Regions from separate parts of the Homo sapiens genome. Here regions 2, 3 and 4 are each linked to region 1. A link is a contact called in ENCODE Hi-C or POLR2A ChIA-PET data. All regions are on one chromosome and are shown on one strand. Each heading gives the region's core, a stretch centred on a gene start or an enhancer-like site at or near the end of the contact. The rest is flanking DNA. Distances are from core to core; before and after follow the strand shown.

Region 1 (3,134 bases), core at 397-2,896:
GCCAACATGGTGAAACCCCATCTCTACTAAAAATACAAAAATTAGCTGGGTGTGGTGGTGCACGCTTGTAGTCCCAGCTACTTGGGAGGCTGAGGCAGGAGAATCGCTTGACCCCAGGAGGCAGAGGTTGCAGTGAGCCGAGATCGCACCACTGCACTCCAGCCTGGTGACAGAGCGAGACTCCATCTCAGAAAAAAAAAAAAGAAAAAAGAAATGGGTGGGAAGGCAGTTGGTTGGGGAAAATCATGAGGGCGTCAGGGTCAGAGGCAAAGGAGATGCAGAAGCAGGGGGGCGGCTGACTACAAAGGCGTGTAGGAGGTAGAGTTGACAGGACTTGGTGACTTGATTGAGAATGATAGGGAGAAGTCAAGAAGGGCCCCAAGGACCCTAGCTGGGCCCATGGGACCATCTCAGAGCCCTTTCACCTAGCATCTAATGCATATTCCCTTTATGCATATGGAATCTATGATCTTCATTTTTTCCAGAGCAAAACTTACAATCAGCTAGGGGAATCAAGACATGTTATCTTCATGCGTCCTCCATCTTTGTTTCTGGTTTATAGTGGTTCTGCTGTTGTTTCAGAAGGGAGGAAGGACTAGACCCTTGGAGTGACTGCTTGACAACTGAAACCTTCAGAAGGGGAGAGCACCCACCCCTGGAGTGGTGGCAGGCTTTTCCATTCATGACAGATGGGAGCATAAAGCAACAAGATGTTTCTCCACAAACCTTAAAAGTGAACATACCCTTTTGCCCAGAATTTCTACTTTTTTTGGAATTTAGACTACAGAAAAAAATAATTAAAATGTACAAGAATGATCCTAAAGATTTATTTCAGGGATGCTCACTGCAAAGTTGTTTATAATTGTGAAAAGCTGGAAACAAACATGACACACAGAAATAGCACCTGGCCTTAGAGGACCCAAGGCTGGGCCTGACTCCCTAGCTGAGGAGTCTCAATATAGGGTGTGGGACTGGGAAGGAGATGTCCCAAGAATGTAGCGAGGCTCCTAATGTCACGTAGTGACCAACATGTTCTTTTTGAATTGGGGATGGGGCGGGGGGAGATGGTTCAACTGTACACATCAAGAATGGACTCTTTTCCCTTTCTCTTAGCTCCTAAGCATTGCTAAGCTGAGTGGTCGCAGCTGGAATAAGTAAGCTCTGGCTGGAAACTCCCCCGAGGAATCTCTCCTCCCTGCTGTTCTTCCCCACCCCCAGAAAGCTTCGTTTCATGTCTAAAAGCTCAAAGATGTGCTGAGTCATACTGTACAAATAGCAGTGGACTAGGGAATTATAAAATGTCGCTTCCTTTCTTTCTTGGACATTTATTTATTGAGTACCTACTATGTGCCATGCCCTATGCTAAGCCCCAGAGAGAGAATGAAAAATGCAACATAATCCCTACATATGGTAGTTACTTTCTTACCCAATATCAATTCTCCCCTTCTTCCTAACAATCCAAATCCTGATTGTATTTGGAATTTCAATTCATTCAAGTCATCAAATATATCTCCCATTCTCTTTGCCACTAGGGATATCTATCCAGTCCCATTCTGACCAAAGAGAGAGAAGCAAGAGTCACTAAGTGCAGCTTCCAGGAAAGCTCTGTAGAAGGAGCAGGCTTCATTAGTGAATACCTTATTAACTTCCCTTTTTCCAGTCTGGAAGTTGGATATAGAGAAAGAACAGTCATTTTGTGACCACTGGGTGACAAGCATGAAGAAAACAGCCACAAATTAAAGAGAGCTGAGCAGAAATCTACATGGAAACAGGGGCCCTAATGATTAATCATATTATAGAGTTATCACGGCAACCTTGGCTATCTAAAAAAAATTAGTCCCCTAATTTGTCTAAGATATTGATCAACTGGGCTTTTGGTTACTTGCAGCTGAACACAATCCTAACTGCCACTTGACTACCCATGGCCTAGGGGAGTAAACAGATTTCTAAGATATGATGCCTTCCAGGTTGATAAGCAGTTATGTGAACAGAGCACAGAATGGATAGATCTGCTTTGATGGAGGAGAAACAACTGGTCAAAAAGGGTTTCGGAAAGGAAGAGATGCTTGAGTTGGGTCTTGGAGGATGAGTCATTCCCCAGCCACGAAGGAGTAGAAATGGCATCCAGGTTGACAGGACATACACGCAAAGACAAGAGAAGTGAAATAACGTGGCACACTCAATAATGTCGCTGAAATGACTTCATCTGACTGGGAAGAGGATGCTTGTGGGATGAGGTGGGGGATGACATCGAAGAGGGTAGAAGCCAGGTCATAAAAAGACTTGTGGGATCTTGGACAAGTCACAAAGCCAGTTCACCTCCAGTTTCCTCAGCTATAAAGAGAGGGGGTTCACTGAGAGGAGGGGGTAGCTCTGACCAGGGGGCTGCTCTGCAACCATCCCTTGCGGAACACTGGTTGGAGGCTCTGGCTCCTTTGCAAGACCCGGAAGTTTCCACAGGAAGTGCTGTCCTGCCTGGCCCGCCTCCCTTGGTTTCACACTGCATGGTGTAGTCCAAGGACTGCACTGGCATTTCAGTTTGAACACTAAGCGGTGACTCAGAACCAACAGAAGTGTGGACAACTGTTTACTAAGAAGGCAGCCTTTGGTGTGACAAATTAGAGTGGGCTGCTGGATTGTGCAGCACTCATGAGCTAGGCAGCTTGGAAATAGCACATACCATCGCATTGGGCAGTTGATTCATTTCTTGTCCTGTCTTGCCAGGCAGGGCATCACATGCCAACCCAGTCAGACCCACCATCTATATCCAGGCCAGGGGAAGTGTTCTTTTTTTCTTTTTCTTTTTCTGGATGATGCCTTAAGTACTCTGAGATTTGTACCAGCATCCCTTGTTTGTTTTTTAAAATAACTCTATTATCCAGGAATATGACACTTTCTACTATTCATATGTTTAGTTTCCTTAACCTCTTGGAGCCAAAAGATTGCAGTCTATAGAGAGGACCATAAAGTTTTAGAGTCATGAATTAGCTTCTAGATCATCAAGCAATGTCAGCACTTCAATTCGCAGAATATTAAAAACCAACAAATATATATGGATATGCTAGGTATAAGGAAGTGTGATGGGCTAGATACTGTAAGAGAACAGATAACAAGGAGGTGATTCCTGGCCTTAA
Region 2 (3,134 bases), core at 205-2,704, 450 kb after region 1:
CCATTTGGGACAGGTATTGCGGCCAAATTAGTTCCGGTAAAGTCAGGTTTTGTCACCAAATGAGTTACAAAAGTATCTTTTGACTTTCAGTGCTTTGGGAATTTCAGGATTACAGTTTAAGAGAGTGTACACATCTTTTCCAACTCCTCCGTCTCCTGTTAGGGGTGTTCAATCTTCTTCAGCCAGGCAGTCCTCACACATTTCTTCTTCTCTTTTTAAAATAAACCTCTTATCTTTTTTCAGTTATGCTAAGGTGTAAATGACTAACAGCCAGCTCAGGTATACTTGCATTTTTAACAGAGGTAACAACTACATCCTGAATGGAATTTGGGACATTAACCAATCATTAATTTGATCTAGGAATTTAACATCCAGCTAGATGCTAATTAAGAAAGAAAAGATTAAGTGGTTCAATTCAATTAAATAAATTGTAGCTAATCGAAAAAAGTTGTTCCCTGCCTTTGGCTTAATTGACTTTGAAGTAGCCTACAGTTTTAAAAGTGCTTTTGCAATCATTATCTCATTCCTTGTACATTAACCTCTAGTTTTTTGGGGAGGGGCTTGTTGTCTTTTCTTTGAGGAAAATCAGGTTCAAAGGAGTGACTCATCCAAGGTCATGGAGTTGAAAAGAGGCAGAACCAGAAATCAGACCCAAAATTTGGCTAAAATTAAATCCTTTCTGTAAAACATTGGTTAGAAAATAAGGCAACAGTGTTTGTTTCCTCCCAGTTGGTGAAATGCAAATGTGAACTTAGATGATGATGATTCACTGTGGAAGCAGTAAAAGACATAAGAGAGAAAATGTATGTGTTCTTTTTCAGAGTGATCCCACTTTGTCTCATGATAGCTAATAGACCAGCTTTGAAGCAAATGTTCCTTGAGGTGTTGTTACCATCTCCATAATTTCTACTAGTGACAATAAAATCCTGGACTCTGAATCCCCAGACGAAATTTGCTTGGGTCATATTTATTTTAACCATCTGACATAGGAAGCTTAAACTGTTATGGAGGTGGCCAGAGATCATTTCCACAAACATGCATGTATTGCACACACTGCCAAGCTAACAGTAGGTGCTCAATAAATGTTAACTGAATGAATGCATCCCCTGTGATGACAACATTCCCTTTTGTCATTTTGACTAAGACAGTGGCTCCCTTCCCTCTATTGCTTGAGTAGATACAACATTCCCTAAAACAAATGCCTGAATCGAAGCCTAGGAGTAAGGTTAATTTGCTTTAAGGAATGAATCTGGGAGTTGCTTCCAAAAATAATGCCACAGTCTCTATAGGAAAAGCTTCAAGATAAATATAGAGTGTACACAAGCAAAATGGAAGCTAAAGCACATCGTCTGTTTCTCCTCTCTAGGAAGTTCCTTGTCACTCGTATTTCACTTTCTCCAAGAGGAAGTCTCCCGTGATTACACCAGTTGTATTCTTGTTTTATGCCTAGTGGGATGTACTGTAGTAAAATTCTGCTGGGATGCGTACCTCATTTTTGGCAACCATACTCCTTTTTATGTTTTACTTAACAAAAGGTGTTCATGAATCAGCTCAAAATCTCAGTTCATATTTAGATGACGCATTTTCTTCAACTGAACAACAGTCCACAGTTACAAATGCCAAACAGGAAGGGCACATCTGCGAAAAACAAGCCTCTTAAGCTGGAAGAATGAATAATGATGATGTGTGGGCTGTGCTTTCTACACAGCAAACTCTGGGAAGACCTTTCTGTGAACAGCTATCTGATAACAATTGAAGAGGCTTTGTGCTCCCACCCACCTCCCACTCTCTTTTGTATCAGTAACTCCGCAGGAGAAAAGGAGATTGGTGGTAAAGATTCCTTGGTCATTAGAAACTCAGGTATCTATTCAGAATCACAGAATCTCCAGGTATTCTTTTCTTCATCACTTATAGTTTTGAGTGTAGAGTAAATCTTTGAGTGTTTTCTTTGGGGATATGAAAGTTGTTTCTACTTTGAGTCTTAAATCCCCAGTAGAAGCTTCTAGATAATGAACCAGCTACTTAAATAAAATACTGGTTCAATTAGGATTTAATTAAAGTTTATGGTTATAAAACAATTCCATTTTCATTATAGAAATTATATGTGGAGTTTCCCATTTTTATTTTGCATAAATTTCTGTCATTCTAGAAAATGTATAAATTTGCTTCTAATTTGAATAATCTGTGTGTGCGTCTTTGTGTGTGCTTATGTGTGTGTGCGTTTAACAAAATGAGCTTACTGTTCAGTAAAATAATAAAATTTGAGTTTGGCTAAGCAGTCAGCGAATTAGCATGCTTTTTTGCCATCTTTGATTCATGGTAACATTTATAACTAACTTTCTTTAGTTTATAGATCCTTCTCTGTTACTGTCATATAATTGCCATAATAATAAAACCCCTCCTTCCCATATGGAATTCCATTAACAGTTTGGCTACTCTGATTATTGCTACTGTTTCATCCATCATGAGAAGAGTTTGCTACTGAGGAAGATGCTAACAGTATTAACCCTGGAACCTCCCACCTCCTCCCCCCATCCCCAAACTCAATTAAACCAGCATCACACCAAGACACACACAAAAAAGATGCCGCCTATTTACATAACACAATGATCAAGTAATAAATCAACATTAATCATGAATGTTGCAACAAGTCACTGAAAATGATGTTTGACCTCACCATGGACTGGACTCATCCATCCATAAACAGCATTTATTTCCAACTGGGAGCAACTTCCCACACCCAAGAACAGGGTCAAGCATTTCGGATACATATGACAGGCAGGTTTGATCTTTCCTTCCGGGTATCACTTTCCTTTTGTCCTAACTTCATTACCTTCAAATCCTGCAACAATCTTATCATAGAAATTATTCCATTTCCAACACCCTGAGTCCAATTGCCCGTTTTCTTCAAATCCCTTCTTAATGTCTACTTTCTTATGATGCTTTCCCCACTAATATGAATATAGCTTCAAAGTACGGTATACCTAGGCTTCCTGATTCAGTCTACAATATTATGTTTGAAAATTTATGGGAAAAATTGAAGCTAATTATTTTTGGTTAGTTCTGGGGAGTGTTTGACAAGAAGATATAATTCTCCAAGGCATGGTTCAGGCATTTGTTACAGTAGGAGCCAC
Region 3 (3,134 bases), core at 416-2,915, 380 kb after region 1:
CAGCCCTTCATTTTGGCTAAATCTAAATTCAGCACACAACTTTAGGTTCAGTAAAGCTAGGATTTGTTGATTTGTTTTCTCTTTTATTTTTTATTTATTTATTTATTTTGAGACGGAGTCTTGCTCTCTTGCCTAGGTTGGAGTGCAATGGCATGATCTCGGCTTACTGCAACCTCCACCTCCCGGGTTCAAGTGATTCTCCTGCCTTAGCCTCCCGAGTAGCTGGGATTACAGGCGCCCGCCATCAAGCTCAGCTAATTTTTTTTTTTTTTTTTTTTTTTTTTTTCTGAGACGGAGTTTCGCTCTGTCGCCCAGGCTGGAGTGCAGTGGCGCGATCTCGTCTCACTGCAAGCTCCGCCTCCCGGGTTCACGTCTTTCTCCTGCCTCAGCTTCCGGAGTAGCTGGGACTACAGGCGCCCGCCACCACGCCCGGCTAATTTTTCTTTATTTTTAGTAGAGACGGGGTTTCACCATGTTAGCCAGGATGGTCTCGATCTCCTGACCTCATGATCCGCCTGCCTCGGCCTCCCAAAGTTCTGGGATTACAGGCGTGAGCCACCGCGCCCAACCTATAATTTGTTTTCTTAGAGTACACTTCTATTTTTAAAAAAAGTATGTCCTGGTGGGGAGTCTAGCCCACATTGAGTTGAATCCCAGACATACAAAGATAAGTCAACCAAACAATGAAAGAATATTTCATAGCAATAATATTGAAATTTAAACTCCCAGGATCATTCAACATTAGGCATAGAAATTTCCTTCAACATAAAGCCTGCTTCAGTCCACTCCTTTTATATCCGAAGGAATTGAAGCCTAAAGAGATTCAGTGTTTGGGGGTGACTAGAAAAATAGCTAGCTAATCAGGAAAGCGGATCTAAGATCCAAGTCTCCAGTTTTCATTATTAATGTGGTTTTCATTATCTGCTGTTCTGATGATACTATCATTTGATTGGAGACTATATTCACCAAGCTAAAAAGAGTAAAAAGAAGACTATCCTTTGTCAGTCATGCTCATACATTTTGGAATCTATTCTTGGATGGCATATCACAATAGCTACTTAGCTCCAGAGACAACAAACTACCACGTTATTATTATTATTATTATTATTATTATTATTATTATTATATTGTATTCATGTTCACTAAGCATTGAATCCGGGCTTCCTATGTAACCACATTGCTCCTTGCTCTGTGATTGGCAGGGTCTACTGTGCTACACAGAGGAGTGGTACACAAATCAGCATAAGCACATCATGACTCACCGCTGAATACATTTTTTCCTCTGAAATTACTCAATCAGAAGATGATAGTATCTCACCCAAAAATACACAATTAAATCATTGTGAATGGAAAGACAGACTGTAAGCAGAAGGCTGGAGTGATCTCTTGTAGCCACCATTTCTAGCTCTCAAAATCTGGGGTAGATTTGGTCCCAAGTGTCTGAGCCTATGACAAAGGGGTTCTACCCCCCAAATTCTATAGAGTGAGACCATGGTGGTGTAGAAAGAGCAGTGGGCCCTGAGCCAGGAAAGAGCAGTGGCAATGAATATGTCTACTCCGGCATTCAGTTTTCTCCTCTGTGAAGGGATTAAACGAGGTGACTCTGAGAGTCTCCTTCAAGTTTCAGCATCCTCTGCTTCTCCTACCACAGCTAGTGGTAACTGACTTGAGGTTTTCTGATGAAAACACACATACCACCACACACATAATGACATCTTTAGGGAATGACACATCGTATAGGGTTCATTGCTTAAGTGGCCAAGAATATATTCTGGGTTGGGCACAGTGGCTCATGCCTGTAATCCCAGCACTTTGGGAGGCCACGGTGAGCAAATCACTTGAGTCCATGAGTTTGAGACCAGCCCAGGCAATGTGGGAAAACTCTGTCTCTACTAAAAATACAAAAAATTAGCCAGGCATGGTGATGCATGCCTGTAATCCCAGCTACCTGAGAGGCTGAGGTGGCAGAATCACCTGATCCCAGGAGATCGAGGCTGCAGTGAGCCATGATCGTACACTGCACTCCAACCTAGGCAACAGAGTGAGGCCCTGTCTCAAAAAAACAAAAAAAAAAAAAAACAAAAAAAGAAAAGATATAAAATTAATGTATTTTGTCCTGATGTAAAATAATTATCTTTATGTTGTTGTAGCTGCTGCTGTTGTATGCTTAGATATACTTTGATATTGTCTTTATATTTCCAGATATTTGTTTACAAAGTTTTTGGAGTATCTGCCTTTATATTTTGAAAACTTTTGAAAAACACACCCACAAATCTCAGATTTTCTCTTTAACCTTAATCTTTTAGGAGACAGAGAAGCAAAAGAGAAGGAAACACGTGCAATTTCTTGGCTTTTGTCTCAACAGGAAAACCTTTTTCTTTTCTTTTTTTTTAACATCTTAGACTTTTTTTCAAAACAAACATCACAAGGAAGGGAGGAAATCATAGCCAGAGACACTAAAAGGCCAAAACACTGCATTTCCACATCTTGTGATGCTTCTTTAACAATGAGTTGAAGATTGATGCCTTTAGGGATAATGAAGCATGGAACTACCTTTCAGACATACAGTTCCTTTTCAGTTCCTTCTCTGCATGGGCCAGGATATTGGAAAAAAATCAGCAGATTTCCACGTGTTAATGTTCAACCAGGTACAGTGATGGGTATAAAGCACAGAGGGCAAGACAGATCTGTTTGACATGTTCACCACTCCAGCCTATTGAAGAAGGCATGTACTTGCCTTGTATGTTGCCTTGTCTAATTAGCTGCTGAGCTGTTCCCTGGCTCCCTGCTCCTGACTGAGACTTAGCGGGAAAACTGTCACAAGGCATGATGAAGTGGCGCTTGATTGTGCTACAAGATGTCCTGTGGATGCAGTCCAGACTGTTTCGACTAATCATCAACTTTGCAGATTCCAACACCAGGGCTTGTCTGCCAGGGCAAGGGCTTTGCAAAAGTCAGAGTAAATGATCTGTAGCTGCAGAAAGAATATAAGGAATTGCTTTGTTTATATATTTTTTAAAGGACTGACTTCAATAGGCAGCTCCATGAGGGTGCCTCAGGAAAGGGGACCATTTCAAGTCACGTCTCCTCACAGCACCATCCTAGGAACGAGAAGCACCAGCATTTACTATCAT
Region 4 (3,134 bases), core at 272-2,771, 300 kb after region 1:
TAAGCAAGTGAATGAATGAAAACAAAACTGTGCGTTTGTCTCTTGAATATACCAGATCCTTCAAAAGACCATTCTGATACTCTTTGCTCTCTCTCTAGTAGGTGGCAGGGATAAGTTTCAATGCCCAGCTTCTAATAAAGTAGGAGAAGGGTGTAGCTAAGTTAAGCCTAGATGCTAGGCTTGCCAAAAAATGGTGTTCTAGAGTTAAATGGAGTGCCTCCTACTCTTATGCATGGGGAGGTTGCACTATTTCCCAATCCAAAGACCCTTTAGGGTATGGGTTTCAATTCGAAGAGATGGTAATTCTCTTCGAACACCAACCCAGCTTGCCTCAACCTCACAACTCAGCTCTAACTGCAAAACAGTGCCCTCCCCATCTGTAAGTGGAAAAGGAAGTCTCTGTCTATTTTTACAGAGATGAGGGGGAGGCCGAAGGAAGAATTTCATTTAATTTCTATTTCTTCTCTTGGCCTCTAACTTTCTGGCCAGGGGTTTCTATTTCAAAAACTCTGTATTATGTAAACACAGAAGGGCCCTTCTCAAAAACAGAAGCAACTTCTACTAATTTCCAGTCTCCTTTCTGGCACTCTCAGGAGTCCTGCTAAGCATCTTGATCCCAGGCAAATTTTTCCTTGGCTACAAAACACTTGTGATGGCCAACCCTGGGTCAACAGCTTCATTTGGCTCTGTGTCCCCAAGATTTTTGCAGTACTCTTCAGTTGAAAGCTTTCCTAAGAAAGAGGATGTTGTCCATGACTTCTCTGTTAGGCCAGCTCACACAGAGCCAAACATGTTTCCATTGAACAAAGCCTACCACAGCCAAGAATAACTCTTTAAAATGCCCTTTCTAACCCATTCCACAATTACACAAATAATTCAGGCAAAAGTGAATTGTGAACTACACATTCCATATCTTGATGCTGTGTAGACTACGTAGCCTGAACTCATTCTAAACAGGTAGACTACCTGCCTCCCCTATTAAGGAGATACAGCAGAAGGTAGACAAACACACAGGTGCAAGCTCCAATGGGGACTGTGTCATTTTTTAAATGGTCCAACAAAAACATGCCATTGAGATTGCTACCAAAGCTGGACAGCCTTCATAGCTCTGTATCAAAGAGGGCTGGGCCCATGCCCTGGAGATCTGAGATCTAAGATTAGCGAGCTCACCTTGATGCAGTGATGAATCAGATGAAATTATAAGAAAACAAGAATTATTTTTATTTTCCCTGCCTTTGTGCCACATACTAGTACCCTCAGGGAGAGAATTTCTGGAACCGGGATGCTAATAATGTAGATGAAGTGCATAGACGGTTTGGAACTATTCTGGATTCCTAGTCTTCTAGTCTACCAAGGATGGTAGCAGATGGCACAGGACCCAATCTGTTTCCAAACGTTACATTTGTGAGTAGAAACAGGCACTTTGGCCAGATTCCAGTTGGTACATTCAACAAAGAATAACATAAGCCTCAGATTTCCCATTGGTAAAACAAAGGAGGTTGGGTGAGCTATTCTCTAAAGTCCCTCCCAGCTCTAATATTTTATGATTCTCAGTGGTAAAAATTCAGGGATTTGGAATGACCAGTCTCATTCTCCCATTAAGCTCTGGGTGAATCAAAGGCCAGCATCACATTGCATCATCTCATGTACAGTAATATGTGAATGACATTACACAATGCCAGCTTTTATTAATGGGAACACTCTTCCAGCAATAATGCAATACCCTTGAGCTCATTCTGGCCTTCTTTGTTAGTACCCAACCCAGCTGCATTGTCAGGAGATACAAAATATTACATAGACGTTGGAAGTAGGAGCAGTAGAAGAGGGCAGACACATCAGCAAATGACACAACTAACAGCCTGTAGTCCTGTTCATGCTCACAGTGGATGCTTAGTGAATGCTTGGTGACTAACAGTGAGTAATGCAGAAACACTAGTGGATCTATTAACTGACTAGAGTCAACACCTTTGCACTTTGCTATTTTCCTAGGGGCCAAGTCTCGGCCAGAATGGAAGGGAGGGAATTCAAATTTAAGAGCACTTTTAGAGTTCCCATAGGTTGAGAACTCTCATATATTGGTGTTCCAACTCCTAAGTATATGGATGGGTTCTCCTTCATTAAGCAGATACTCCATTCCTAAGAGGTTTGGCACAGACAAATTTTGAGTCTATTTTACATGCTTTACTCCTGGCATGGGCTTCTGTCTTAAGTCCTTGTTGGCTCTTTAATGCTGCAGGCACTAGAATGGGAACCAGAAATCCTCAAGTATCTCACCACGTCTCTTACCTTGAGGAGTCCAAGAAGCTCTCCTTGAGTCCCTCGCTTGGAATTCCCCTGGCCCTCTGTAGACACCAACCCTGGCAAACAGCACCAACTTATAGCTCTGGAAGGAGAGAAGGAATAGGCAACAGGCTTAATGTAATCTTCTTTCAAGACACAAATGTCCCACCTCCTATGACTTCAAGAAAGAGTTGAGTTCAGCATTGTCCTTTGATGGTTCCACTACACCATTTGTTTCTGGAAAACACTGATATCCAACAGCCACCCTATGCATGCTACCTTTCTCACATCAAGACAATTCCTCTCCAGCCCCATTTTCACAAGACCCTTCTCTGAACTGTTTTACTGGAATCTACACACTATTATTTACTGGGAGCATACATCATTCCTTCTTTTTGGTCCCTGAGTGCCAGAGTGCAGGGTCAGGTTAAGAGCCTGGTTGGTCCCATGGGACAGAACAAAACCAACTGGCCACACAGAGACCAAGTTTTGAGAGAAATAAACTTTAGTAATAAGACACTTGCTAAATGGAAGAGAAGAATGTTAGGCTGGAATGAATTTTCTGTTCGTTTGGCCCCACTGTCTCTGCAAATCATATCAGATTCATAATGTCAGAGGAAGAGCTAGTTAACGTTTTATAAAGTGTGACACCCAGCACAGTTCCTTCCTCTGAGGTTCTGACTGATTTCTCTCTGTGCTCATTCCCCTTTTGTGGATGTTCCTCTCCTCTTGTCAACTCAGGTTTCACTGTTTTCCCTTTAACCACATTGAACAGGCTGATATCCCCTCATGCTGTAAAGGTGTGAGTTGTACTTGGCCTTGGACGAGCTTGGAGGACTTTTTCTTTTCAGGGA

The links. Hi-C counts contacts between places; a loop is a spot of excess contacts on that map. ChIA-PET counts read pairs that join two places held with the same protein, here RNA polymerase II (POLR2A). Pooled maps may share reads with other maps.
Region 2: a loop to region 1 is called in a pooled map, with 2.4 times the contacts of the local background. The contact joins two enhancer-like sites. A Hi-C loop is called at or near these places in 2 of 168 maps with a recorded cell type or tissue (GM13977 and HL-60/S4) and 3 of 50 pooled maps. POLR2A ChIA-PET finds 5 or more read pairs at or near these places in 1 of 52 experiments (HEK293).
Region 3: a loop to region 1 is called in a pooled map, with 4 times the contacts of the local background. The contact joins two enhancer-like sites. A Hi-C loop is called at or near these places in 9 of 168 maps with a recorded cell type or tissue (A673, B cell, CD8-positive, alpha-beta T cell and 6 more), 20 of 37 single-sample maps with no recorded cell type and 17 of 50 pooled maps. POLR2A ChIA-PET finds 5 or more read pairs at or near these places in 1 of 52 experiments (HCT116).
Region 4: a pooled map shows a loop between it and region 1 (2.7-fold over the local background). The contact joins two enhancer-like sites. A Hi-C loop is called at or near these places in 1 of 168 maps with a recorded cell type or tissue (vagina), 7 of 37 single-sample maps with no recorded cell type and 5 of 50 pooled maps.

The regions. Positions count from the first base shown.
Region 1 is chr10:62,612,410-62,615,543 of GRCh38, forward strand. No RefSeq gene overlaps it. Among named protein-coding and RNA genes, the nearest start is that of ADO, 190 kb to the right of the region's middle. Within about 2 kb of position 1,647, at least 2 of the 41 ENCODE cell types and tissues checked have a DNase peak (open chromatin) inside an H3K27ac peak, as active enhancers do; they include PC-3, where a contact is called at or near this core.
Region 2 is chr10:63,063,302-63,066,435 of GRCh38, forward strand. No RefSeq gene overlaps it. Among named protein-coding and RNA genes, the nearest start is that of NRBF2, 68 kb to the right of the region's middle. Within about 2 kb of position 1,455, at least 3 of the 41 ENCODE cell types and tissues checked have a DNase peak (open chromatin) inside an H3K27ac peak, as active enhancers do.
Region 3 is chr10:62,994,291-62,997,424 of GRCh38, forward strand. No RefSeq gene overlaps it. Among named protein-coding and RNA genes, the nearest start is that of NRBF2, 140 kb to the right of the region's middle. Within about 2 kb of position 1,666, at least 2 of the 41 ENCODE cell types and tissues checked have a DNase peak (open chromatin) inside an H3K27ac peak, as active enhancers do; they include PC-3, where a contact is called at or near this core.
Region 4 is chr10:62,914,675-62,917,808 of GRCh38, forward strand. It overlaps LOC107984012 (a long non-coding RNA gene), which reads right to left. Exons shown (of 5, transcript XR_001747465.2): 3 at 2,287-2,383. Among named protein-coding and RNA genes, the nearest start is that of EGR2, 100 kb to the left of the region's middle. Within about 2 kb of position 1,522, at least 3 of the 41 ENCODE cell types and tissues checked have a DNase peak (open chromatin) inside an H3K27ac peak, as active enhancers do.